Regions from separate parts of the Homo sapiens genome. Here region 2 is linked to region 1. Evidence: read pairs that join two places in POLR2A ChIA-PET (ENCODE). Cell type or tissue: K562. All regions are shown on one strand.

Evidence for each region. Peaks named below come from ENCODE experiments on the same cell type or tissue, not always from the same donor. Only the 100,000 strongest peaks of a DNase experiment are listed, where the experiment ranks them.
Region 2: POLR2A ChIA-PET joins it to region 1 with 5 read pairs; 4 of 35 experiments call an interaction of 5 or more read pairs at or near these places.

What each region holds. Positions count from the first base shown.
Region 1 is chr7:140,413,438-140,415,937 of GRCh38, reverse strand. The region is part of intron 3 of RAB19 (RAB19, member RAS oncogene family); the gene reads right to left. Among named protein-coding and RNA genes, the nearest start is that of RAB19, 11 kb to the right of the region's middle. In K562, no CTCF peak of the experiment used is centred here; DNase peaks (open chromatin) are centred at 1,089 and 1,534; H3K27me3 peaks cover 1,686 bases.
Region 2 is chr7:140,215,575-140,218,074 of GRCh38, reverse strand. No RefSeq gene overlaps it. Among named protein-coding and RNA genes, the nearest start is that of KDM7A-DT, 40 kb to the right of the region's middle. In K562, no CTCF peak of the experiment used is centred here; no DNase peak of the experiment used is centred here.

The DNA.
Region 1 (2,500 bases):
CACCACACCTGGCTTGAATAATTTTTTTTTTTTGAGACAGAGTCTTGCTCTGTCACCCAGGTTGGAGTGCACTGGTGTGATCTCAGCTCACTGCAACCTCCGCCTCCCGGGTTCAAGCAAGTCTCCTGCCTCAGCCTCCTGAGTAGCTGGGACTCCAGGCGTGCACCACCACATCTGGCTAATTTTTGTATTTTTATTACAAAATAATCCGCCCGCCTTGGCCTCCCAAAGTGCTGAGATTACAGTCATGAGCCACCATGCCCAGCATTGAAGATTTTATTCAACCTGCTCTGTATGACTATTTACACATCTGACTGCATAAATAGTAATGTATTTGGCCATGCGGCATTGGCCCAGACCCTGCTGAGGGTGTTATGTAACACAGAGTACATTTTTCTAAAATCTGACAAATTCTGAACTCTGAAATATTTGGCCCTGAGGGTTTTTGTTGAGTGATTGTGGACCTGTAATATAACAGGACTTTAAGTGGAAAGTTTGGCTGAGATCTTTAGAGGGACAAATATCAGATGTTGAAGAAAGTTATGAGACAGAGCATCCAGGATAACCTACAAAAAAGGTTGGCTCCCTGCAATCCCAGCACTTTGGGAGGCGAGGTGTGTGGATCACTTGAGGTCAGGAGTTTGAGACCAGTCTGGCCAACATGGTGAAACCCTGTCTCTACTAAAAACACAAAAATTAGCTGGGCGTGATGGCAGGTGCCTGTAATCCCAGCTGCTTGGGAGGCTGAGACAGGAGAATCACTTGAACCCGGGTGGTGGAGGTTGCAGTGAGCCGAGATTGCACTACTGCACTCCAGCCTGGGCGACAGAGCAAGACCCTGTCTCAAAAAAAAAAAGAAAAGAAAAGAAAAGAAAAAAAAAGAGGTCAGGTCTGATGGAGTGAGGGTAGGAGAAAGATGGGAAGCCAGACACCCCCAGAAGAAAGCAGGGCTGGGACCTGAAGTACCTTGTGAACCATGTTCAGGAATATGTACATCATTCTAAGGGAAATGGGGGCCTCTGAGGGTTTTACATGGGGACATTAGGAGGAGCTGGGCCCCCTGTAGCCAGCTAGAGGAGGAACAGCTGTATAAATCAACATGCAATCAACCCCTGACACCGGGGTCATTCCTGTGCTGATAAAGTGGCTTCAAGGAGCTGGGGATAAACTTCTGAGACAGAAAGAAGCACGTGTATGAGGCAATGTGTGCCGGGACACTTCCGTGAGGGACAACACGAATTTTTCTGGATTCAGGCAGGGAGGCCACGAACAGAAAACAGGAAGGCTGCTGTGTCAGCCCTCTGGCATGGACACCTTATAAACTGGGAGACTAGGACACTCCAAATCATCTTTGGGGGCATTTCTAGAACCAAGGAAGAAGTGAGGCAGAGATGCTTGTTATGAAAGACAGACTAGGGTATAAATACCAAGCAAACATTCTGAGATTCCTGGAAATCCTGCAACATCCTGGCATCTGTCACCCTTCTCTGATGCATCTGTTTCACAGAGTGATTAAAGACGGAGCTGGCTGGGGGAGAGGCAGCTGGGATCCTGTGGGCTGGAGACAGGTCGCTGCCTTCAGAGATAGCACAGAGGGGCCGGGGGTGGTGGCTCATGCCTGTAATCCCAGCACTTTGGGAGGCTGAGGTAGGCAGATCATCTGAGGTCGGGAGTTCGAGATCAGCCTGGCCAACATGGTGAAATCCTGTCTCTACTAAAATAAAAATTAGCTGAGTGTGGTGGCGGGAGCCTGTAATCCCAGCTACTTGGGAGGCTGAGGCAGGAGAATTGCTTGAACCCGAGAGGCAGAGATTGCAGTGAGTCGAGGTCATGCCACTGCACTCCAGCCTAGGCAACAGAGTAAGACTCCGTCTCAAAAAAAGAGAGAAGGTAGCACAGAGGGAGGCATCTGAGGTTGGGCAGCTTCCCACTCAGCCCTGAGGAAGAACTGCCTCCACTGTGTCCTCGAGATGCATGACCTTAATACAAAGGTGGATCTGGTCCACATTCCTGGGGAAACCGCATGTAGCTTAGAACTGCTTCATTCCCAAGTGAGATGCGTGCATTCCGCCTTTCTCTGGGAGCCACCATTGCTGGGTTTCCTTTTGTCCCTGGAGGGCATGGGCTGCATCTACCTGTCCACCCCGGCCGTTTGTATGCCATGGCACAGCTCTCCCATCTTTGCTCTACTAGGACATAACAGTTGCCTTTTATTATTTATTTATTTATTTTTTAAGAGACCAGGTTTTGCTTTCTCACCCAGGCTGGAATGCAGTGGTATGATCACAGCTCACTGCAGCCTCAAATTCCCAGGCTCAAGTGATTCCCCCCACCCCAACCTCTCAAGTAGCTGGGACTATAGGCCTGTGCCACCACATCTCACTATTTTGTTTTGTTTTAGTTTTTGTAGAGATGAAGTCTCACTATGTTGACCAGGATGGTCTCAAGCTATCCTCCCGCCTCAGCTTCCCAAAGTGCTGGGATTACAGGCATGAACCAC
Region 2 (2,500 bases), 200 kb after region 1:
GCAGAAGGAGAAGATCTTTTCTAGAGCAAACTTGGGGGATTATGCTTTGTCCATTTTGTCTCTTCCTGACATTTATGTGACGTGTCTGCTGCAATGACCCTTCAGGCCACAGGTCTCTGTTGACATTCTCTCCTGCCTTGACTATTGCCACATCACAGTCTTCTATTTTTTCCTTCTACCTCTGTGGCTCTTCTTTCTGTCTCCTCCTAGGGTTCCTCTTCTGCTACCTTTTTCTTTCTTTTGTAAAAAAACTTTTATTTAAATAATTGCAGACTTGCAAGAGATCTGTCACACAACAATGTAAATTTACTCAACACTACTGAACTGTATACTAAAAAATGGCAAATTTAATGTTGTGTCTTTTTATCACAATAATAATTAGAAAAGGAGAGAATGTTATTTGAGGGCATAGTGGCACTGCAAAGCAGAGGGGAAGGAAAGAGTAGCAATAGGAGTTGAAATTCTTAGAGGAACAATAAGTTGGTTTTCAACTCTGTGTAATAAGTATTTAGTATTTAATACTCACCTCAAAATAATTTCACACTTATAGAAAAGTAAGAAAGATGCCAGACATGGTGGCTCACACCTGTAATCCCAGCACTTTGGCTAAGGCAGGTGGATCACTTGAAGTCAGGAGGATCACTTGAAGTCAGGAGTTTGAAACCAGCCTGACCAACATGATGAAACCCCATCTCCACTAAAAATACAAAAAAAATTAGCCAGGTGTGGTGGCAGGGACCTGTAATCCCAGCTACTCAGGAGGCTGAGACAGGAGGTGGAGGCTGCAGTGAGCAGAGATCACAGCACTCCACTCCAGCTTGGGCAACAGAGCAAGACTCCATCTCAAAAAAAAAAAAAAAAAAAGAAAAGTAAGAAAGAATGCTTTGAAGAATGCCAGCCTACCTATACTCAGATTCCCCAAATGTTAACAATTTATCACATTTGCTTTATTATTTTATTTTTTATTTTTAACACAGGGTCTTGCTCTGTTGCCCAAGCTGAAGTACAGTGGTGTGATCACAGCTCACTGTAGCCTTGACCTCCTAGGCCCAAGTGATCCTTGAAACTCAGCTTCCCAAATAGCTGGGACTATGGGCATGCACCACCATGCCCAGCTAATTTTTTTTTTTTTTTTAATTTTTTGTTGAGTTGGGATTTCCCTGTGTTACCCAGGCTGGTCTCAAACTCCTAGGCTCAAGCAGCCCTCTCTTGGCTTCCCAAAATGCTGGGATTAACAGGCATGAGACACTGTGCTTGGCCTGCCTTATTACTCTCTACCTATCATCTATCTGTTCATATTACCTTTTTTTCTGAATCATAGAGAATAAGTTGCAGACATAATTCTCCTTTCCTCCTAAATAGTTTCATTAGTATTACCTTAAAGAGGCATTTTGTTGGCCAGGCACAGTGACTCTTGCCTGTAATCCCAGCACTTTGGGAGGCTGAAGCGGGTGGATCACCTGAGGTCAGGAGTTCGAGATCAGCTTGGCCAACATGGTGAAACCCCGTCTCTACTAAAAATAGATATGTGTACTAAAAAGAGATACGTGTACTTCCATGGTCATTGCAGCATTATTCACAATACCTGAGATATGGAATCAACCTAAGTGTTCATCAGTGGATGAATGGATAGGAAAAATGTGGTACATATTCACATTACACACATTCACATACACAAAAAAAACCCAAAAAATTAGCTGGGCGTGATGGTGCATTCCTGTAATCCCAGCTACTTGGGAGGCTGAGGCAAGAGAGTCACTTGAACCCTGGAGGTGGAGGTTGCAGTGAGTCGAGATCACACCACTGCACTCCAGCCTGGGCAACAAGAACAAAGAAGCTCTGTCTCAAAAAAAAAAAAAAAAAAAAGGCGTTCTCTTACACAGTGCAATGATCAAAATTAGAAAAATAACAGTGATATAGTACTATTGTCTAATGTGTAAACTTTATTTCAAATTTTGCTAATTGTCACAAAGGAATTGTGTAGCAAAACAACCTCTTTTTTCTGGTCCAGAATCGAATCTAGAATCATACATTGAATTATTTAGCTATCATGTTTGTGTTTTAGTCTCCTATGATCCAGAATAGTTCTTCAGTCTTTCTTTTCTATGACCTTGGTATTTTTGAAGAGCACAGGCCAGTTATTTTGTATATATGTCCTTCAGTATGGTTTTGTCTGATGTTCCCTCATGATTAGACATATATAATCATTTAGAGTATACATTTTTGGCAGGAATACTACAGAAGTGATGTTGTATCCTTCTCAGTACAGCCTATCAGGAGGCATACAATGTCTACCCGTCCCATTACTCCTGATAACTTTGATCACTCAGGGGAGGTAGTGTCTACCAGGCTTCGCCACTGTAAAGTTACTTATTTCTATGTAACTAGTAAGTGTCATGTATGGGAGACACTTTGAGATTATGTCAATTTCTGTCTGTCTCTTAGCTGATGTTTCCAGACTGCCTTCTGCTCTTCTCATTCTACAGAGTTCATGGGTTTG